Regions from separate parts of the Homo sapiens genome. Here regions 1 and 3 are each linked to region 2. The links are chromatin loops, found by intact Hi-C in ENCODE. Cell type or tissue: mammary epithelial cell. All regions are shown on one strand.

Region 1 (8,000 bases), 180 kb after region 2:
AAAGCAACAGATGCTGGTGAGCCTGTGGAGAAAAGGGAATACTTATACACTGCTATTGGAAATGTAAATTAGTTCAACCACTGTGGAAAGCAGTTGGGAGATTTCTCAAAGAACTTAAATCAAAACTACCATTTGCCTCAGTGATCCCATTGCTGGGGTATCTATCTAAAGGGAAATAAATCATTCTATCAAAAAGACAAATGCAGTTGTACATTCGTCACAGCACTATTCAAAATAGTAAAGAGACTGATTCATCCCAAGTGTTCATTAATAGTGGACTCAGTAAAGAAAATGTGGTACATACACACCGTGGAATACTATGCAGCCAGAAAAAAAAAAGAATAAAATCATGTCCTTTGCAGCAACATGGATGAAACTGGAGGCCATCATCCTATGCAAATTAATTCAGGAACAGAAAACCAAATACCGCATGTTCTCACTTACAAGTGGGAGCTAAACACTGGGTACTCACGGACATAAAGATGGCAACAACAGATGCTGGGGACTTCTAGAGCAGGGAGGAAAGGGAGTGGGGAGGGTTGAAAAACTAACTATTGGGTACTGTATTCAATACCTGGGTGACGGGATCCATTGTACCTCAAACCTCAGCATCACAAAATATACCCAGGTAACAAATCTGCACATGTACTCCCTGAGTCTAAAATTAAAGAAGTTGAAATTATCAAAAAATAAATAAATAAAAGCCATTCTGATTGTGAGAGAGCTAATGTCCCCACTATTCCGTCAGAGTAGGACAACCAATGTGTAAGTAACGTCATGGGTGCCTTTTGAACCATGTCCAGGACAGTGACATCTTATTAAACTCGCCATCAATATCGAAGATTCAATTGCTACCGTTGCATTCCGGTGACTACTTTTATAAAGACATGGTGTTATCAAAATATTTTGAGCCAACGTTACAGGAAACCAAGCCCAAAATGTTGTAGCCAAGAAGCTGGATTATACCTGCAGCAAACATCTGGATCATGTTACACACTGGTCATTGTTTTTATGGCATTTTCCAGTGCTCTTGTCTACTTCCCAGAATTAAACTACCCAAAAGGGGAGATTTAACAGAATGGCAAATACATTTACAATCACAACCTCTCCAAAATGAAATTTCAACCACACTTCAAAGCCTTTTTTATGTTGGTTGCTTTCTCTGGGATATTTGAGAATAATTTGACAAAGATCAGTGTTTGCGCCATACAGGAGCTTTTTCTCACTGGAGAAAGAACAGATCATTCCAATTTGTCTTCAGAAGATAAATAATATTACTTCTAATGTCCAAGTTAGTATCCCTGAAAATCAGCCAACTTAAACTTTCTTCAATGACTTTTTGCTGAAAGGTGTGGTCTGGAAGAAGGTTCCCCAACTCACCCCTGACTCCCAACTCACCCTGCCTCCCACCTTAAGGAATGCGCAGAACAGGAAAAGCAGTATCTGGCTTGAAGCACTTGCTTAGAAATGGCCCTTGCAAGCTATAGCTAAGATAAGAGAGGAAGGAAAGGGAGGAGACAGAAGTTACTGGCTGAGGCCCGGAAGGTAAAACCTTGACCGAATCCTGTCTTTGTAGCCTGCAGTGGGAGTCAGACAATAATATCAACACTTCACTGGGTCTCCTTCCAAAAGTAACTCTATAGTACAACATGATGCTTCAGGTATAGAAACCTTGCTCTTATTTGTTTAGCCAAATGAAATGTGAATCTAATGCATTTGCTTTGGGGAAAATAATTTAGATTATGAGCAGTGCATCTACTTAGATTTTTGTCCCACAAAGCTGGCAATTCATTTAATAGTATGAACTATTTTGACTTCTGTGGTGTTCCAGCATCTAACCTCAACCCTTACTTCTAGCCATACCTCTTAGTTCCAACCAAACTGAAATATCCTTTGTTGCATGTACAGATCTTGATTTTTGACTTTGATCACACGATATCCTACTATATCCCACTCCGTCTCGTTGGGTTCAGGGCGTCTATATTTTTCAAAGGTCTAGTTCCTTCAAGTCTTCTTCAATTCAGTTTTCCTGAGCAAATACTGATTGATCTTTTTGCTGAACAAAATAGACATTGTCCTCATGAAGCTTACTCTTTTAAGCCAGCAGTAAGACTTTCTTCTTTGAACATCTATAGCACGTGATTTTACCTCTCCTATGACACAACCTTTTATACCTTAAAGTAACTTATGATCATACCGTAGTTCCCAGAGAAGACTGATAAGAACATGACCTCTTACGGCTCAACATACCTCACTCAGTAAGTAATAGTTGAATGAATATGAAAAGCATAAAAAGGCCTCTGAATAACAAGTCCAGGAATTGACACCAAAGAGCTTATTAGCTAAACACTTCTTAGCAAAGATAGTAAGTCAACTTAGCACTGGCTTACAACTACTTTGTAGCTTATGATAGAGGGATTCCAAAGAAGAGAAATGAATGGACTGAAAACTTTCTAAACTAACCACCCTTGTTGCTGGCCAGCTTCGCTGATTTCCTGAGCCCTGAGGAGCTGGGCACCTAGCACTGGGGAAACAGGAGGAGGGGGCAGATGTGTAAAGCAGAAGCTTTCAGTTTACCACAGGGAATATAATAAACAAACAAACAAACAAACAAAATTGTGGTTCAATGGAGTGGTTGAATAAGTGTGAGTGAAAGTATTAAATATTGTCGAGCAGAGGAAGTGAAAAGCATAATTACTTCGAAAGAACTAATAAAGAGATTTTTTCAATAGAAAATGAATATTAATGCAGTTGACTCTGTTAATCCCTCAAATTCTGAAAACCTTATACAAATTTAATAAAAGAAATAAATGTTGTAAACAGATTAAATGTAATTCTCTTCATTAAATACGAAGAACTTATCCTACTTTTATGAATTTTCATATTAGAAGGTCAGCATTTTTCCTGCCATAAAACATCTTTAAAATGGTAACTCCTAGACAGCCACTAATTTGCATTTCAATAAACAGGCTAAAAATGTCTACAGAAGTTATGGTGACTCTTTTCTAGCAAGGTTGAATGAGAAATTCAATTCTTTTAATACTCAGGTGCAACACTGAAGAACATCATTTCAGTTGCAATATCTTTTTGAGTATCAAAGGTAAATTTCAGTGCTATATATACATTTCGTATTGGAGGCTCAGGGGTGAGCCTGCGATTTTTGTCATAGGACGTTAGAGACACAAAAACATTTTACAAAGAACTTTGCTTTTAGCTTGCATTGTTTTGTGAATATGAACTGATGCAAAGACCACGTGTGTAAGACACTTTATACCTGAATAACCAATGAAAGGCCATTTGGGGCTCCATATTAATCACAAACAAGAAAACCCACTTTGCTTCGTTAATTATTAGCAGTTCTTACTACGAATAATTAGAAGGGAAACCAGATGCCCTTCTCTTATAAACAAGTGTCTATCTAAATCAACGAACCTGTACAGATTAGACCCTGGGTGAATTCATGCTTCTCAAAAACCTTGTGTTTGACTTCAGTCCAATAGCTCAGTCTACCACACTTGTGAATCTCCCAAAGAACGAAAACAAAGCTCTAAGTTTTTTTTATTCACAAGAGGGAAAACCAGGACTATTTAGAAAGCAGAAGATGGAGAGGCCACTGCCTAGCCTATCCAGATAAGTTTATTTGGATATAGTTTACTCTATCCAGAGAGTCAAATCCCCTAAACACGAGACTGCTATTTCCAAGGTGGAAAGGGAAAGAAAAGAAATGCAAAAGGTAAAAGTTAAAGGAAAAGGAACAAAACAAAACCGCGTGCGGCTGGAAGTGCGCGGGTTTCTGCCGTCGCCTCGCGGAAAAGGCAGAAGCGTCTGCAAAGGTCCTTCTGCAAAGGTCCCGGTCCGTCCAGCTCAACCCACGTTAGCCCGGACCGTGACCCAAGGGCAGCCCCGAGCCTCTGACCCTCTCCGCCGCCCTCCGTCACTGACCTGCGTAGACAAAGAGCAGGACCAACTTCGGAAGCAAGACCCCTGGACGCACGGGTAGCCTCGGAGCGTCCATCCAAGCCGGTGGCCTGAGGCTTGGAGCGAAGGGAGAGCCCGGAACCGGAGGGAATGGGGAGGATGGAGGGCGATCAGATGGAGAGAGCAGCGCTCCTGAGAGCCGGGTGGAGCAGAGACCCGGCCATTGCCTAGGGAGCCTTCCAAGGGAGCCCGGGCCGGGCGCGTCCCGGGCCAGCGACTGCGGGACTCCGCGGAGCTGGGGCGCCCGTGGCCCGAGACGGGCTGCGCTGGGGGCCCAGGTCTCTTTGTCTCGCCCCACTGCGCTCAGGCGCGGGGAAGGCGGCCACTCCGGCGTCCTTGGCCACCCAGGCTCACATTTCATCTCCGCGGGTGGCAACGACTGCGGGCAGGGGGCGGGGGTGGCCCCGACTCCTCCCCAAGCCCGGGTTCTTCCTTCTAAAGAGTGACTAGGGGACCAAGAAACTTTTCCTAACCCCTTGCTTTGGCGATTGCTATGGAGTTCAGCCTGCTCCTTTTTAACCTTGCCTCCACTACAATTTTTCCTTTCTAAGCAATGGATGAACAACTTTGCTTTTTATCTTTAAACAAAGGGAAGGAATTTTCAGGGTTGAAGGTATTCGACAAAGAGTGACAGTGAAGAAAACTCAGGATTGGGAAGTACAGAAAGTGTATGGCATCTCTGCTGAAAGCTGATAAAATGTTTATTATTTTTTCCTGTAAATTCAGAAAAAAAAAACACAACAGTGCACACTGTCGTTATGATTTTGACGTTTTGGAGTTACTGGCCTATGCAATTAAACAAGAGAAAGAAAAAGATTTATGAAAAATGAAAGCTAAATTGTCATTAGCAAATGAAATACGTGTATACATGGAAAATCAAAGTTAATCAACTATAAAGCTCTTGTTTAGCAAACCAATAGTTTTCTTTCCTGCAAACAAAAATCAGAAAGTTCTCAATGTTATGCATGAAGGAAAAAAAATGATACGAATAAGTAAAGAGATACTTTTTTCACTAAGAAAATTTAGTAGGATAAAGACAACAAGATTCCCCAAATTATTATATACATTTGGAAATAAAATTGATCCCAATTTTTAAAATAACATGATTTTTTTCAAACCAATCTGATTCTAAAGTTTATATGGAAAATAAATATGTAAGAATATCTATTTAAAACAAGAGTAATGAATGGGAATAATGAATGGGATATTACATATAATATCACAATAATTAAAACAGTTTAGATTAACATTGGAATAGATAGGCTTAGTGAAAGAGAAAAGGTAACCCAAAAGTAGACATGAGTATGTACAGCAATTTAATTTATGGTTTAAAGAAATATCAATGTAAAGTAGTAGGGGAAATGATGAGTTACTCAGTGAAAAGTGTTGAGGCCGTAAATAGCCATCTGTGGAGCCTTATCTTTTTACATCAAAATCAGTTCTATATGAATTACATATTTAAGATACAACTATGAAAATATTAGATTAAAAAATAAGAGGATAACATTCAAATAATTGTGGAATAGGGAAGCCTTTTCTAAGCATTATAAAAAACTCAGAAACCATAAAACAAAATATTGACCAACTTGACTAAATAAGAATTAATACTTCCAGTTGGCAGACATTTAACTGGCAAAAATATTTGCAATGCAAAGTCCTAATCTCATTATTATACTGAGCTTAAAAAAATCAATAGGAAAAACAACCAAGAGATAACTGAGGAAGGATATTAATAGACACTTCATACAAAACAAATAAATATAAATATAGAAATAAAATTGACAGTGAGACATCACTTTTCATGTATCAAACCAACCAAATACAAAACCAAATGAACTCTTAAGGGAAACGGTGTGGTTATATGTACGAAAATTCAAATACACATGTACTTAATTTAGTCAGTTCTCTTCCAGGAATTTTTTCCTGTAAATGCAGTGCTGCAAGGGAATACGAGAGTGGGAGGAAACATCACCCCCAAAATAAACATAAGCTAAGCTCTTTACTGTGTTTTACACGTTGGTGAAGGCCCAACCATCCACCATGTTCTAAAGAAGGCTGATCAGTTCCACCTTTTTTCTCATCCTCGCTGGCCAATCTATCACCAAGTTCACCTAATCTGTCCACCTGAACACCACCCAAACGCATTTTAAATTATCATCTATTTCTGTCCTAATCTAGACTTTTATAGTCTTGATTATATTCAGCCTCCCTGCCTTCAGAGATGTTTGCCAGACTGAAGCTGGAATATTTCTTCTTAAACTACAGATTTCATCATGTTCACTCACTCAGTAGCATCCTGTTGCCCTTAGGTTAAAATTCAAACATTTAATCCAGGGTGTTCAAGAACTTGTTCACTAGGTCCTGTCATTCTTGTAGCCTGATCAAAACATTCCACTGGGAAGCACAATTTCTAAATAACTGGGACAATGGTTGGAACCTAGAGAAAATCCCAGGCATACAAGCCCTTTGAGTCTTGAAGGAAGAAGATACAGATGGAAGTCAGTGTTTGCAGAGCTGAAGAATGGTATCCAGCCTGCTTGGAATAGAAAAATGATTGTCTTTGCAGATGAGACTGAATACAGATCCTTGATGGGCTGGTAGCTGTGATAGAAGAAGGGGCTTCTCCCGCCCACTTTTTGACACAGATCAGGAAGAGGCTGGCTGTTGCCACTGAGGCCCATAGGAAGTTGCAGTGTTGGTCAGGATAGTCTCTTTCAGCTTACTTTTGAGAACAGAAAGACTTCTCATACAGTTCAACAGATTGGTCGAGCAAGCTTGCCTGCAAGTGTACCTTCCAGAGCTGCTACCTTGAAGTATGCTGATGCTCAGGAAACCAAACTCAATTGACATGGAAAGGCAAAGAAAGATGGCAAGCCATTTAAGAAATTGTGGTAGTTAAAAGAAAGGATTTGAAGGAAAAAAAGATGTATATACAAATATGTATGGAATGAGAAACCTTAAGAATACAACATCAGAGGAACTAAAAGAGTTCCTGGAAATTAAAATAAATGTGGTTTGAGGTTTTAAAATTTACAGAAAAAAATTATAAAATAGTCACATTAAAAAAAAAAAACTTAGATTGTTAGATCAGGCCAGGCGCGGTGGATCACGCCTGTAATCCCAGCACTTTGGGAGGCCGAGGTGGGTATCACTTGAGGCTAAGAGTTCAAGAGCAGCCTAGCCAACATGGTGAAACTTCATCTGTACTAAAAATACAAAAAATTAACTGGGCGTGGTGGTGTGCACCAGTAGTCTCAGCTCTCAGCTATTCGGGTAGCTGAGGCAGGAGAATCAGGAGGTAGAGGTTACAGTGAGGTAAGATCATGCCACTGCACTCCAGAGTGAGACTCTGTCTCAAAAAAAGAAAAAAAAAATTGTTAGATCAAATAAGGAGTATTTTTCATATAACAGAGGAAAAAAAACACAAAGAAATAGAAACCACGAATAAAAATATAAAAACCCAAAGAATGGGAATAATGTGCAGGCTAATAGTTTCCAGAGAAACACAAAGTGAAAAAGCAAACGTCAAAGAAATAATGTTTTAAAATTCTGAGCTGTAATAAAATTTGAATTTTCATATTTAAAATGGTGAGTTAGTTCCGAGAAATTTTTTTTGAAAAGAAGCACAAATATGTACATATCTTAGAGACCAGTTTCAACAAGTATAAATTTAAAATCATATACATTTTCATATATAATTTTTATGTTTCCTTGAAAAAGAGAATCTGACAGGCATCAGATTTCTCATTTGCAACCCTGGAATTGAAGAGGGTGAAACTATTTTTAACCCACTGAAAGATAAAGAATGCAATCCAAGAATCCTCTTCTAAATCAGATTTTATTAATATTTCTGATCCACTATGACATCTAGAACAATGTTTATTACAATTTTAAAAAATAGTTTACATGTACAACAGAGGTAAAACAGTTAAGTAAATTAGGGTATATCCACATTATGAACTCATATCTAATGTTTAAAATTGTTGAAAAGATCTTTAAGATATATAGTTAAATAAGAAATG
Region 2 (8,000 bases):
GAGTTAGTGGGTGCAGCGCACCAGCATGGCACATGTATACATATGTAATTAACCTGCACATTGTGCACATGTACCCTAAAACTTAAAGTATAATAATAAAAAATAAAATAAAATAAAATATAAACTTTAAAAAAAAAGAAAGTATGTATAAGTGGCTTGGAAATAGAAGAAAAAGGATATATTGATAACATGTGTGTGTGTGAGACAGAGAGCAAGAGACAGGGAAAGAGCATGTAAATTAAATTAACTAAATAAAGGGATATAGTATAAAAGGACTCAAAGACAGATTTTCTTAAGGTTTTCCTAGATCCTAGTAATTGCATTATTATCATTTGGTTTTCTTTAGTGTGTCTCCCAGTGATTGACAGATTGGGCAATTCTGATCATAAGGATTCTGGTCTCTAAGTGTCCAGAATGTATAGAGCATTATAAAAACAGCTTAGCTTACTAATTGCAGCTTCCTTCCCTCTTTGCAGCTTCTTTTCCTAACTCTGCACTGCAGGCCCAGTATATTTTGTAACCCCCCCAAATCTCATTTGCGGCCAGAATTGTGACATCAACTCTTTTTTTTCTGGTGTGGTTTGGAATTAAATCATGGTGAGAACTAATTTCAGAACCCTCGGGCGAGTCATGGCTGTTTGAGCAACTCTTAACTTTGCAGCTTTCATAAGTGCTCATTGTCTAAATGTATGCCCATTTCTTGGAACTGAGCTTCTATTTTGAATCTAACTTTGTATTGTCAATACCCTCTAGGCAAATACCACCAGGAACACACCTATAATCAAACAAATTGAGTTTATGATTTGTTGCAGAAGGAGAACATATACTGTAGGAAACTATGGGGTGTCTAAGAGAGCGGGTGTTAGAAAGACCTTCTTACAGGATTTGGGCTTTGGTTGAGTGATGTCAGAGAGGGTCCACAAAGCAGGTGTTCACTCTCGATTGAACGCTGTCAGAAAGTGGGGGCAATTCTATAATTGGGTATCTTAATATATCTTATTTATAGAGATGGTAGATTAATTATAAAGTAGCAGTCACACATTTTGGCTAAGAGACAAAATATCTGGCATTTTGTGGGTAGCATAGTGACCTTGGTTTTATCTTTCCTTGGATAAAATTATGAAGTGGACTTGTTTTACCTCACTTTATCATGGTCTCAGAGTAAACTCGTTTGACGTTGGCATTCTGTGAGATTGTTTAACAGGAGAATAACTTGACATAACTGTGTGTGCTACACCAGCTTCTGGGGGCCAGGGCTGCCTTTCCCCTACTACTTCTCAGTAGTGTGCATGTTTTTGTTTTTTTTGACAAGGTTTCACTGTCATCCAGGCTGGAGTGCAGTGGTGCGATCACAGTTCACTGCAGCCTTGACTTCTTGGGTTCAGGTGATTCTGCCACCTCAGCTTCCTGAGTAGCTGGGATTACAGGCATGCACCACCATACCCAGCTAATTTTTTTGTAGTTTTCGTAGAGATGGGGTTTTGCCATGTTGCCCAGGGCTAGTTTCAAACCCCTGGGCTCAAGTGATCTGCCCACTTTGGCTTCCCAAAATGTTGGGATTACATGCCTGAACCACTGTCCCCAGCCCTGCATGGTTATACTGCCCAAAATCCCAGTTTCTTTCTAAAACTAGTGTTACAGCTCTTTTACTCCCATGGTTAGACAAGTTCTGAGTTCTTGTCCCACAACTGAGAAGAATGAGGTACACAGACATCAGAAAGTGAGTAAGGCAGAATAGAATTTATTGAGCAACAGAAACACTCTTGACAGTGAGAGGGGACCCAAAGGTGTGTTGCTAGCCATGAGGCTAAGTCTAGGGATTTTTATGGGCTTGAAATGGGGAAGTGCATGCTGGTTGGTCTATGAGTATGTTTGAAAAAGCACCATTCAGAAATAGGCACAATAGTGTAGATGACCTTTTGGGGAAGGGTATGTCTACATAAAATAGGTGAAGGAAAAGGACCAATTTGGAGAGAGCATGCCAAATGGAAATGGGAGCTCTCGATCTGGTTCGTGGATTTACACTTTGGTTTTCAGGCTTTAGATTGTCCTTGGCTTGAAGGTTGAGTTTCACTGGGGACCCATCCCTTTTTGCCTAGGAATTTACCTGCCATGGTGATGGTGGTTCTGTAGCCACTGCAGAGGATGGGATAAAGTTCTGAAGGCCTAAAAGCTGACCTCACACTGCAGCCTGCCACTTTGGTTCTATCTTGTCAAGCTTCCTTCCCAATAACTGAATGGGTCCCACTGTTACCAACTCTTGCTTCCGTTGAACTTGTTCTGACAACCTTACTGAACAAGCCAATGATTCTGCTGGCCCAGCTTGTTCAACTCTGGTAGTTGCATGAAGCTAGTTATGGTGACCAGAATTTCTCTTCTTTTCAGCACATCACCACCTTCTGCTAGCTATGCAATGCTCTCCATCCTACAGGACTCACATCCAGGTGAGTTTGTGTGAGAAGAAACACTTATTTTATTTTATTTTTTGGGACAGAGTTTCACTCTTGTCACCCAGGCTATAGTGCAATGGTGCAATTTCAGCTCACTGCAACCTCTGCCTCCCAGGTTCAAGTGATTCTCCTGCCTCAGCCTCCTGAGTAGCTGGGATTACAGGTGTGCACCACCATACCTGGCTAGTTTTTGTATTTTAGTAGAGACGAGGTTTGACCATGTTGGCCAGGTTGGTCTCGAACTCCTGACTTCAGATGATGTGCCCAACTTGGCCTCCCGAAGTGCTGGGATTACAGGCATGAGCCACTGTGCCTGGCCTGAAACACTTACACTGAGTCAAATTTGTCTCTTTAAACCTCTCTTCTAACTTTGTTCTGTTTCTGCATGACAGCCCTTTAGAATTTTTATTGATTACATGTTTGCTGAATGAATACATCGTCTCCAAAATACCAGCATTTAGTAATATGTAGCCTTTTCTTTTGTTTAGGAAGCTTGGAATATTAAAAACAAATGTGAAATATATGAAAAAGGAATAAGGAGGAGGCATGGAGTAGATGTGAAAGAAAGAAGGCAATTTTAGAAAATGGAGTTCATGGTAGACAAACTTTCTTTCTTTTTTTTTTATTTGAGACGGAGTCTCGCTCTGTCACTCAGACTGGAGTGCAGTGGCACCATCTCGGCTCACTGCAACCTCCGCCTCCCAGGTTCATGCCATTTTCCTGCCTCAGCCTCCCAAGTAGCTGGGACTACAGGCACCCGCCACCATGCCTGGCTAATTTTTTATATTTTCAGTAGAGACAGGGTTTCACTGTGTTAGCCAGGATGGTCTCCATCTCCTGACCTCGTGATCCACCTGCCTTGGCCTCCCAAAGTGCTGGGATTAAAGGTGTGAGCCACTGTGCCCGGCCCATGGTAGACACACTTTCAATGAAAAATGAGAAACAAAGGGAGTCATAGGCATTTACAGTTGCCTAATCTTTCTAACTCAACTTCCTGCTTGAAAAAAAATTTCCTGTGACTCTCTGACATAATTACACAGTCACCCAGGAATGCTGGATGGTCACATCATAGGGAATATTAAACAGAAAAACAATAATAAAAAGAATGTGTATAACAGGAAGAAAGAAGGCAATATTAGAAGCATCCCTGCAAAGAACAGATGCAAAGATTTTTCCATTGTTGTGGAAAGGAACTTGAAATGCAAAGACAAGGCCAAATGACTCGCTCAAGGTCACCTGGGACCTCAGGGCAGAATGAAAGAGTAGATTATTGTCATGCTGTATCCACCAGACCATGATGTCTCAGTAGCAATGTACCTGCAGGCTAAAGTCACATGTCACATAGTTAGCACACTGCTCCCTGCCAGACTTGAAGATAGCAGAATCACTGTTTTAGGAGAAAGATTTAAAGCTGTCATTAATGAATCCAAGTAGCTGTTTTTGTAAGTACATAAATATCTCTAGTATGGAGAGGCAGAATTAAGTCTTGATAGCCACCTCACAAATGTTGACTATAAATGTTTGGTTAGTGACAAGTCTAGCTAAAAAGGAAATAGAATATTTATGAACTGTCATGAAAAGGAATCTCTGCAAGGCTCACATTTAGACAACAGTGCAATGAAGGCAATCTTATGAGTTATTCAAGAGAATCGTCTTGGGAACTGGCTCTATGGTAATTCTGAGAATTACCTATATAAATAAAGTCAAATTGGGAAGGTGGGCCGTTCTGTTTTTACATAGAAAAAATCATTTGAGTTTCTAGGACACTGTCTAAGATGTACTAAAATGGAGATTATCACTTGCTTATTTTCTTGAAAAACCATTAACATAGTACAATACAACAGAAGAGTAGTGGCCAATAGATTCCAAACCAGAAGGAATGTTTATGGAAGCACACACACACACAAAAAGACTCCACAACTTACTTACATTACTTTTATAATATTCCTAATTATTATAGTGGTTTGAAAGAGGTCAAATGTTACATCTAAATATAAAAGATTAGACTTATAAATGACAAGATTGTACTGACCCCAATATTCTATAGGGTTGAAAACAAAATACAATTGACCTTCATGATACACCTGATATAATGCAGGTCTTTGTTGTACATCAGATTACATTCTGCCTGTCTTGAAATAATAATGGCATTCTTTATGAAGCCATTTGATTAACTAGAATCATGAGCTTTGCAGGAGGAAATGAATAGTGGCAAGAATGACTTGCTTTCTGAGTAAACATAGCCTAGGGAAATGTTTTCCTGGGAGAGCACTCTCCATTCTCCACCTCCCCTGGTGTGTCCTCTGACTAAGTAGTTCTTCCCGTACTGCATCGCTGCCCAGAATATTCTGAAGACAGCCTCCCACCCCACCCCACCTCATCATGCTCTTCCAGGACAGCTACAGGAAGAAAAGGAGATAACAGAATCTAATGATGTCCCATAAGATCTCCAGTCAAGGTGTGAACATGAAGCTCCAGTGAGTAATGTGGTGTCTCACATCTATAAATGCCTTATGTGTGACTGATGCATTCTTGAGACATGTCCAGGACAAGTAGAATTAAGTCTTGATGGCTGCCTCTGATGATCACACCCTCATCAGCAGTCTGATCTATGCTTTGTTTGCAAACCCGGACCTTGTTGTGGCCTGCAACTCCCCACAGGCTCTCTCCCCAGCTGTCAAGCCTCTTCTAAAACACACTTCCCCTTTAGAGAGGGCCGTCTTCACTCATGTTAGAACCTGACACTCCGAGAGACTTTCCTCTCACCAGCTGGTTTTGACTGTGGCAGAAATGTTGTTGACATAGCAGATGGTCTTGATATTTCTGAAAACCGGCAACATCTTTGCCATGGCCACCCCCACACTCTTGGCTACTGTTTCTCCTTCAAGTAGTTTGGGTCATTTTTAGCAAACCTGTATGTTCCAATATTTTTTCTTAAATATCAGAACAGGGAACAGTGTAAGACAAAAGTCTCCTAAAATATAGACCAAGGCAGAATATGAGGGCTGTTTTGCAGAAAACCCAAAAGCTGAAATAAATTCTATTTTTAATCAGATTCTTTGATGAATTAGAATGAGCAAAAAGTGAGCAGATTTTAAATATTTGTGGTCTGAAATATCAGGCAGTAAGGTATGGCTAATGGATTGTGCTATAAGAAGTAGAGTCTGATATTCATGATGTTTGAAAGCCTCTTAAAACAATATACCAGTGAGTAATGTTTATCCTTATTGAACACAAGGTGACTTGAGAGAAGGGTAAGTGCAACTGGATTAGAGATTATTACTTAGTAGTAACTCTAGAGCCAAAGCAAATCTAAGACACCGTAACAATGTGATGACCTGGGACCCAATCCAGTCATCCTGAAAAATTAAAAGCAGACTGATTTATTATTTCCTTGCTTGCTCCTTGCAGGCAGGCACTCTGAACACTCTCTTAAACTCACTAGATAATGGTATAAACAGCTCTGCTTCATTTCGGAGATATCTGTACAATTTTAGAAAATGCTTATTCTCCTGGAAAGGACTTTCACACAGATGGGAAGTAGGCATGAGCACTGCAGGCCCTGCCAGGTTCAGTCAGCTTCTTGAGTCAACATCACTATCCAGGCCTGTAGCACTCATGATTGAGAGTGTCATTTGGATTGGCTAACAAAGGACAGTTGAGAACTCTGCCTCCAAAATGTCACAGTTAAAACACAGCTTACTAGATACAAATCCTGCCTTCTCATGGTAATATCAATGATCCGTACAGCAGTGAAATGTGGAGCTAATTGATTCCTTTGAATGCCAAAAGCAGGGTCCTAAGGATAAGAACGCAGTGGAGTCATATGGATGGATGGGGTATATAAAAAGGATGGGAGGAATTTGTGGAAGTGTAAACGTGGCATGTCCCATGTAAGGCAAGCTGAATGAGGAAAACCAATTTGGGTGTCAGGTGTATGGTGGGGTGGGATGGCAAGAAGACTCACGCATGGCACAAGACAGCAGAGAGGGTAATGGGTAATGCAGGGATTGTCATGAGAAGCTAGGGGTGGAGAAGCACTGGGTATATGATGTGTTATAATTTCTAGTTCCTTCCTGTTTTGTTGATTACATTAGTAGTGTCTCCAAAGGAACACAATGCTTGAAATAAAAGATTCTTTTCATAATGGAAAATGACTTACTTATAAAAAATATTCTGTAAACCCTACCATCAATCTGGCTTATCTCCAAGCACAGAAAAGCAAGATAATTAAGAGAACTGAGACAATGTGAAAAACAGTTAACGACTAGATGAAACGGACACCAAACCAATCAGAAGAGACGTAGAGCTAGATTCTTTGCTAGATCATTGGGAGGTCAGGAGGACCCAGCAGTGGTATGGGAGGGGATTTGGGATAATTCTAAGGGTACCAAAGCATTTCAGTATTTTAATACACAGTCACACCAGCTAAATACAAGCCCTGAAGGTAACCAACATTTCTTATAAGTCATGTCTTATAATAGAAATATTTAATAAAGTTTTTAGAGCCAAGGAAAGAGCCATATCTGAGACCCTTCTCACTTGTTAAAGGCTCCTTACTCATTATCAACCTACATCTGTCAACCAAATGAAACAAAGTATAAAATAAGAATCCTCCTACATCTTTTCTCGTTAATGGAAGACAGTAGCTTCAAGGAAAAAGTAAAGATTCAGCAAAGGGTTTAAATACAGGCCACATTTAACATAGGTCCAGTTGATTTGATCCTTTCAGATCAGCCTCTGAATTCTTGTTGTTCACCAGTAAATACATATTTTGTGTTAGTCCATTTTCATACTACTATAAAGAAATACCTGAGACTGGGTAATTTATAAAGGAAAGAGGTTTGATTGACTCACAGTTCCACATGGCTGGGGAGGTCTCAGGAAACTTACAATCATGGCAGAAGGAAAACGAGAAACAGACATCTTCTGCACAGGGCAGCAAAGTGGAGGTAGTACAAGCAAGGGAAATACCAGACACTTATAAAACCATCAGATCTCGTGAAACTCACTCATTATCTCAAGAACAGCATGGGGGAAACTGCCCTCATGATCCAATTACCTCCACCTGGTCCCGCCCTTGGCACATGGGGATTATGGGATTTACAATTCAAGGTGAGATTTAGGTGGGGACACAGAGCCAAACCATATTATATTCAGAACAGATGTTGAGCCCAGCTGTGGGAGCAGTAATGGCCTGTGAGCCAGATTGTTACTTGGAACTTTAGGACCCTTGACGGGTTTGAGAATAGTGCCAATTCTTCTAGGATGTGTTTGGGTTTCAAAGCATTTTGAAAATATTTGGTAGACATGTGCAAACATACCAAATGTGTAATTGTCCCTGAAAGCAGGCATCTAATTGACTATTTAGTGACAACATAACATGGGCCTCATTTCTTAAGAAACAGTAGGTGGTCAAAATTTTAGGAGAATATACTCCACAGAAACTCATGTAGCGTAGCTCAGTGATATGCCTATGAATCTTGAATATTAATTTTTCTTTCCTCATGAAAAATGCATCTATCCATATACGTATAAATATTTTTTCTT
Region 3 (8,000 bases), 80 kb after region 2:
GCGTTTTTGCATAGATTTCTCTAGAGTGGCACTACCCAATAACGTAGGTAGCCCCTAGCCACATGAGGCTATGCAGCATTTGCAATGGGGTTAATGAGACAGATGAAGTAAATTTTTCATCTAATTTCATTTCAATTAATTTAAACTTAAATGACCATATGTAGCTGATGATTGCTGTGTTGGATAATATAGTTCTAGAGGTTGTTCTCATTATATTGTTGTTTTGTTAATTTATTTTGGGCTAATATTTATTGGACGTTTTCTATGTGCCAGGCACTATACTTAGAGTTTTGTATATATTCATCCAGTTTTTGCAGAATGCGATGAGACTGATAATATTATTTACATTTTCCAGAGCAGAAAGTTGAATCTCAGAGATGAAGTAGCCTGCTTCAAATCACACAGGCAGGAGACAGGATTCAAAATAAAGTCTGTCTGGCTCCAGCCCTGTGTTTCCTGTACAGAAGAATGAGGCAAAGTCAGCAGAAATAGAGGGTGAAAAAAATGGACACAAGACAATGAAAATATAATCTGTGTTATAATAGGTTCTTTCACTTTATTGCTTATTGTAAACACTTTGGCCATAGCAAATGTTAGTTTTTAAATAACCGTAATTCAAAACTTTCACATCCTATACTATTTTTCCCCAAGAAGCATCATCTATGAAAACAATCAGTGAACTCCAACAGTCTATACTGGTAATGTGCACATTGATGCTATTATGACACTTAATACAAATAGTAAAAATACTCATCTATTGTAGGCTTATGGGTTTGTAAAATGCCTTAAGGGAGGCCATAAACAACTCAAAGAAGAGATGGTGTGGACTGAACTGGCTTCTATTTGGGGAAAATTTGCAGAATATAGGAGGTACGCAATAAATGTTTATTGATGGTGAAGATGAGAAAACCCTATTTCTGCTGATCTTTCCTTTCCGTTTTCCTTAAAGAATATAAGGTATATTTGTATTCAGCATTCTCAGAATCATCACAGAAACCCTGGCACTTTGAGAGTCTTAGCCACAGTGTAATTGGGTCTGACCACACGCAGAAGAAAAATAAATTAAAGCATATGTACTATTAAAATTGCACTGAAAACTTTATGTAAGTCAGGGAGCCCCTCACCAGAACAGGCTGAAACTCTTGAATGCTTTGCATCCTCATATATAAGAAAATCATCAGTGCTTAAAGATCAAGGAACTCATTCAAAACAAATTCAGCCTTTGGACCTTACTGGCAGGTAGGTTATATTTCAGTCAGATCAATATCTTTCTAATATAGGTATTTGAAAGTAATATATGCTACTTATAATAATGATATAGTAAGCTTCTTATCTGCAAGTACAGGTACTATAACTTACACCTTAAAATGCTTTGTTTGATTGTTTCATTCAGCAAAATTCTTGGCACTGTTTTGGGATTTCACTGAATTTTGATGATGATATTGGATTAAGCATTTTAGATTTAATTGTAAAATGACACAAAAATCTAATCATCTATTTCCAATGTTCAATATACAATTTTTATAAATACATGAAACAATTCATATAAAAATATAAATGTTAAGGTCACTCACAGCAAAATATGGCACATTAGAATTATTTATTAAATGCTTTATACATATAAAGGTAGGCACTTCATAAAATTTGCATTTTGGTAAAAGGCAACAATTTGATGTCAGTATCTTAATTGTGTCATTAACTTTTTTAAGAGAACAGATTATCAAAATTTTACGAAGAAGAAAAAAATAATAGTTTTAAGGAAATCTACAGAAGGGAATCTGAACTTCATTTCCCACTTTATTTTTGCGAGTCTGTTGTGTATCTTCATGGTCAAGTTCTGAGATTTTTGCTCCCTGACCTAAAATCCTGTGGGAATAATTGATTTCTCATCTTTTACTTGGAAGTGAAGTGTCTGCTACCTGTGGAACTTGATACAATTTTTTTTTTCTCCCCACAGTTAGAATAACCTTTATTCTGATCCACTATAAAGCCAGATGATTTTTAGGTGGCAGTAGCTGGCATTGAAGAGTTCTTGGCTTCAAGCGGCTGTTGAGTCTTTTTGGTCTTGTTTTAACTCCCTAATTAAATAAATAAGATCCAACTCTTTCTGTTGTATTCACTCCTGGACATATAGAAATTCACTTCACACCCACCTAAAATACGAGCAGAACTTCTGAGGCCCAATGAACCCATCTACTATTTGATTTTGTTATCCCTTCTGGAGCGTGTCTCTACCAAGAGCTTCACAAAGCAATCTAGTCATTGCTCTTTCTTGTACTAAAACCAGAGTACCCGTCCTGTAACTTCCATCAGGACCTCAAACAGTGCTAGGCACATAGTAAACTCTTAGGCACTCAAAATACATTTATTGATGAATGAAAGAATGAACAATTCTAGTTCTGACTTTTAAAGCTATATAGAATAAAGTTGCTTCCTTGTGTGGGCCAAATCATTCTCCCATCCTACTTAGATCTTCTTTTTTTCCAGGATCAATACTGAAACTTTCTTCACCTAGCCCTTAAACAACATGATTATCAGATATTTTGTCAATTACATTACTCTTCCCTGAATGTGCTTAGGTGGATCAGCAGATCTCTTAAAATGTGGTTCCATAGAACCAAACATTAATACTCCAGATGGGGTCAGCTTTGAGCAGAGTAGAAATCCTATATCTCCTAGCAGGGATATTCCACCTGACACATTATCTGACCCCAAAAAGTATTCCTTGGAGCAATTCTTTCCTGCCTGTTTCTGAGTAGAGGCATTTTATTCCAGGCAAGATCGCCCATTGGCACATGTTCTGTTCTGGGAGATAGATTATTTCCTTGCGTTTCCAGGATAAGGAGGGGGTGGAGAACGCTGTGCTGGACCCTGTGGGGTGGGGGAGTATGGAGGAGGCAAGTCTGCACAGTATTCCATCTCGTGGTCGTGACCGTAGGGTGGTGGTCCTGCTGAAAAAGAAGGGGAAGAGAACATCAAGGAGTTAGCAAATATTTGCATTTCTACTGTGTTGAAGCCACTGGGCTAGATACTTTGGGAGGGGACATAAATTGTGGCTGCAAAAATCTTAGTTTTATTAGGTCAGGACCACATATGTATGAAAGGGTAAGTGCTCTAAAATGTGGTATCATGGGTCAAAGTGTTAAGAACTGGTTGTTTAGAGAAAGTTTCTTGAAAATATGATGCTGAAGTGGCAGAAAGAGAAGGTGAGGGACAATTCAGGTTGATCAAAAGCACTGAAGCGGGAGAGCCCTTCATCTCAAGCAAAAGTACATGAAAGGGAGAATGGGAAAAGACAATGAGGAGTGCGGTTATATCACCATGGTGGGCTCTGAATGCAATGTAGAATGTATAACATGTAGCTATCAGAGATTCTTTGAACATGGTAGTGAATATGCTTTGAGAAAACCACTCTCAGCAGTCAACAGAGGCAGAGGTAGATAAAAGAAAAGCTGCAACAATGTAATGGCATATGTGAGGGATGATAAGGGACTCATGACAGTGAGGGAAAAACATTCTAACAGTCCTTGAGCAACCAAGTCTTTAGGTGATGACTGGGTGTGTGGAGAAAGAGAGGAGAAAGTGAAAGAAGGGGTTGAGGTATTAGGTACCAAGTACAGGACTCCTATAATTGGAGGGGGGTGGAACCATTACAGAAATATGAAGAAGACAAAAAAGGAGGACAAGTAGGTTAGGAAATGAAGATGAAACATTTAATTTTCTGAATCTTATATGAAAAATTTTCTTTATTTTGTTACTGTACCATATGTCAGTGTTTTAAGAAAGTTTTTAAATTTTAAATAATTTTATTTTTTTGAATTGACAAATAATAATTGTACATATTCATGGGGTACAGAGTGATGTTTTGATATGCATAATGTATAATAATCAAATCAGGGCAACTGGCATACCCATCATCTCAAACATTTGTCATTTCTTTATGCTGGGAACATTTAGTATCCTCCTTCTACCCATTTGAAACTATATATTATTGTTGACTATAGTCATCCAGTGGTATAGAACACTGGAACTTATTCCTCCTATCTAGCTGTAATTTTATATCCTTTAATAAATTTCTCCCTATCCATCCTTTTTCCTACCCTTCTCAGCCTCTAGTATCCTCTGTTCTACCTTTTAATATACTTTATGATGACTATACATAAAAGTCTATTTTGTAGTGGTTTCAGTTCCTTTCTCTAGTGTTGAAAAAGAAGTACTCCTTGAGCTGAAATTTATCCACGTTTCCAAGAACTGAATCATTTTGCAACATCTGAGCAACTCCCTCAGCAACCAGTCTGATGAACTGCCAGTAGCTGAATCATCATCAGGATCCTGATGCTGCTTGGAAACTGACATGCCTTAATTGCCTACTGTGAATGTAACCCAAATCACAAGACCAGTGTCATAATAATGCAAATAAGTGGGCATGCTCTTAATACTAGAATGGCAGAAAGGAACACACAACATTTCAACAAACTTTTCTAAATGTCTTCTATTAGGTTGATGCAAAAGTAATTGCAGTTTTTGCCATTAAAGTAATTGCAAAAACTGCAATTGCTTTTGCAAACGAACCTTAATTTGTACTCTTTCTAATAAGAATTTGACAGTGTTCTGATAAACAGACATAGACATACATAGGGCTTCCACTGATATGCAGAAAAAAACTATGTTTTTGATATGGTTTGGCTCTGTGTCCCCACCCAAATGTCATGCCATTTTGTAATTCCCAATGTTGGGGGAGGGACTTGGTGGGAGGTGATTGGATCATGGGGGTGGATTTCCCCCTTGCTGTTCTCATGAAGTTTTTACAAGATCTGGTTGTTTCAAAGTGTGTAGCACTTCCCTCTTCTTTCTGTCTTGTGCTGGCCACGTGAAGATGTGCTTGCTTCCCCTTCCCCTTCCGCCATGATTGTAAATTTCCTGAGGACTCGCCAGCCATGCTTCCTGTACATCCAGTGGTACTGTGAGTCAGTTAAACCTCTTTTCTCCATAAATTACCCAGACTCGGGTATGTCTTTATAGCAGTGTGAGAATGGACTAATACAATTTTCTTCTGGATCTTTTTAGTTTGCCTATCTTTACCAAGAGCTTGATGATTTGAACCACTGACTGATTGCCCTGTACTTGGAGGATGTGAGGAAGCAGAATTGAGCCAATAAAGAGAAGAGGAAGAAGGAGCCACAGAACTGAGTGGGATGTCCCCTGAGCACTCCTTGGTGGAGCAAAAGTCTTGCAAGTCTCTAGTGCGCTGGGCAGGCTGAGGGCGTTCAGCCGAGAACACAGCTCTGTAAATACATCAGCGAGGATGCATATATACAGTTTCCCCAGTGCTCCCTCAGACCCTTGGAGGCTGGGCTACTCCAAGCTCTGTTTCCTGCAAAAAAATGGAGTAAGTCCTGTGGAGTCTAAATACACATTCCCTCTGCATTATACCCACGCCTCGACTTCATTATATCTAGGAGCACTGAGACAAAGAGATTTATAACAAACTTCATCCAAGCCAAGAATGAAACACGGCAGCCTCCATGCAGCAGGAAACCCATTGATCTGTTTCTTATAAGCATGTGGTTCTATGCTGTTTTTCTGCCAAAGCTTTTCCCTGCCTCCCACTTGAGGAGCATACACCAGCTGATTCTGCAGATTGACTCTACATCATTCTCTGTCATGAAGCCATGGCATGTGTTTATGCGTCTGTAACAAAGCGTTTATATTCTGCCATCTGCATAAAAACTGCTGAAGGACATTTCAGCAAGAATCCCTATGGTTTATGCAGCTGCATGTTGAACATGAAAATCTAAGATATGACAGTGGTCTTTCATTCATACAACCTTTGAATTTTGGTAAAGTTCTGATGTAATGTTAAAGAGTGGTATTTTGAGGACTACGCATCAAGATATAAACATGGCACATCTTTTATAATATCAGCCACTGGAAGACATTTGAAATAATATTTGTATAATTGTGGGCTGTATTATCTTTCTTTCTTGCACATAATAAAGTTTCACTGGAAGTAAACTTTTCAAGTATCAATTTTAGAATTCCTGATTCATCCTAAGCGGTTTTGTTCTTTTTTTACAGGTGAAATCATACTTAAAAGTTGTATGTATGCAGCTGGAGATACGTGCCTTTGAAATCCTTTCATAACCAATATTCTAATCTCCTATTTAAGTAGGGTAAATAGGCCATTTATCCTCAACATCTGATACAGCTGTCTACAATATTAAAACATTTAGCAATACCATGAAATTCGGAGAAGAAATGTAATGTTTTCTACCCACTCAGGCCAATATTTCTAAAGCTAATGTGGTGGGAAGATGCGTGGTGTTACCCAAACTATTCACAATTATTTCAGAAAATTTGGAAACAGAAGAAAATCATCCATAATTTTGTCACCCCAATTTAACAAATCATATCTTTAAATACTGTCTCTTAGTCATTTGTGCGTAGTTGCATCCTTGCAGTCACAGAGTATGGCCTATACTTTTTCACTTTGTATTACAATGCAAGTCTTTTCATTCTGCTGCATATTCTTCATAAGCTTTATTAATGGCTGCCTTAGCAGTTATTCCATCCACTATTCACTATTTTGAGGTTAATTTTTTATTATAATTAATGTAATGATGAATATCTTCTTACACATAGACTTTTTAATTATTTTTTTTTTAGAATAAAATTCCAGGAATTAATTAGCTGGCTTAAGTAACACATACATTTTATTGCTTAGAATACATTATAAAACTACTTTCAAAAATAATTATTTCATCTTGTAAGGGTATACAAGTACATTATCATTTAATATTTTAGTAAATTAAGTAAAAATTTAGGTCTTTGTTTTACTTGATCATTTCTTTTGATAACAGCTAGGTTTGACACTGTTTTACATCTTGTCCACTGTTTGTTATTCATATTGAGTGAATTTTTTGTTGTTGCTCTGGACTGGTGATAGTTTCTAAATGAGGATCTTAATTTCAATGAAGATATAAGTAAGATATAAAAAAGTGCACAAAATTATATATCTTTTAATAAAAACTCTTTGTCAAAATGGTTTATTATATAATTTTTACCTTACTGACATTCTGAAGTTTAAAACCATAACAAAATATATAGTTATTCATTTAAAAAATCCCTTCTGTGTTATTTCCAAGTTTAAAAATTAGTCTTCTTTTTCAGATAGTTGATACATAACTATCCTGTTTCTGAGTTTACCCATTTAAATTTATGTATTTAATGCTTCGCTACATGTGTTATTTTATTTGGTATATTTTTGCATCAAAGTTTATTTTTTCTAAGTTTTAAATATTGGTTAGGCCGAATTATCTAAATGTGGCTTATTAAATAATCCTCAATTTTTATATTCTTTTGCTATGTCTCCTTTACAGTATATAAAATTCTAATATACCTGTTCTATTCCAATGACCAAGGTGTATCTTTTTGTACCAGACATACCTCAATTTAATTATTACTGATTTTAAATAGTTTTGATACCTGGTAGAACTGATGAATCTCATGCCTTATATTTAAAGACAATTGCTCATTGCAAACCTTCTCATCTACTCTCCCCCAAACCCCACTACTCACAATTTTCCTTAACCCCACCCAGAACAGAGAGTTTAAATAAAGGCCCACACAGCTCCTGGCAAGACCTCCATTACCCGCATCCCCAGCCACATAAACTCAATACTGCCCATTTATCCTCTACAATGGCCTAACATGCAAAGATATAGTATAACCTATTGTTCCCCTTCCACTCAGATAGCATCAAGACAAATTCCATCAAGCCTCACATCCCTCTGTCACCATGAGAAAGACAGGTTTCCTTATTGTAGACCTTTAATTCTGGAAGGCTTTGCACATCGATTTGTTAATTTTCCAAAAGTTCCCCACCCCCTTCACTGTGCTCAGTGGAACACAGTCTGTCACCGCACCCTCTTTCCCTGCCTCCACCATGCAACTCCTGCTTTCAGAATGAAAGTTCTCCTCTGACCCTGTCTGTTTTCTCA

Evidence for each region. Peaks named below come from ENCODE experiments on the same cell type or tissue, not always from the same donor. Only the 100,000 strongest peaks of a DNase experiment are listed, where the experiment ranks them.
Region 1: a loop joins it to region 2, with 3 times the contacts of the local background. A loop is called at or near these places in 7 of 110 quality-filtered maps.
Region 3: a loop joins it to region 2, with 2.6 times the contacts of the local background. A loop is called at or near these places in 5 of 110 quality-filtered maps.

The regions. Positions count from the first base shown.
Region 1 is chr21:26,568,926-26,576,925 of GRCh38, forward strand. It overlaps CYYR1 (cysteine and tyrosine rich 1), which reads right to left and starts at 4,361. Exons shown (of 4, transcript NM_001320768.2): 1 at 3,943-4,361. The coding sequence starts at 4,015. CYYR1-AS1 (CYYR1 antisense RNA 1) reads left to right here. Exons shown (of 4, transcript NR_135515.1): 4 at 1-327. In mammary epithelial cell, no CTCF peak of the experiment used is centred here; no DNase peak of the experiment used is centred here; H3K4me3 peaks cover 1,057 bases.
Region 2 is chr21:26,385,339-26,393,338 of GRCh38, forward strand. No RefSeq gene overlaps it. Among named protein-coding and RNA genes, the nearest start is that of CYYR1-AS1, 17 kb to the right of the region's middle. RefSeq lists an enhancer at 4,199-5,398. In mammary epithelial cell, no CTCF peak of the experiment used is centred here; DNase peaks (open chromatin) are centred at 613, 3,453 and 4,953; H3K27ac peaks cover 4,138 bases.
Region 3 is chr21:26,465,684-26,473,683 of GRCh38, forward strand. CYYR1 (cysteine and tyrosine rich 1) reads right to left here. Exons shown (of 4, transcript NM_001320768.2): 4 at 533-2,951. The coding sequence ends at 2,818. All of the region lies in intron 1 of CYYR1-AS1 (CYYR1 antisense RNA 1), which reads left to right. LOC107985474 (a long non-coding RNA gene) reads left to right here. Exons shown (of 2, transcript XR_001755129.2): 2 at 5,068-6,015. Among named protein-coding and RNA genes, the nearest start is that of CYYR1-AS1, 64 kb to the left of the region's middle. In mammary epithelial cell, no CTCF peak of the experiment used is centred here; a DNase peak (open chromatin) is centred at 4,308.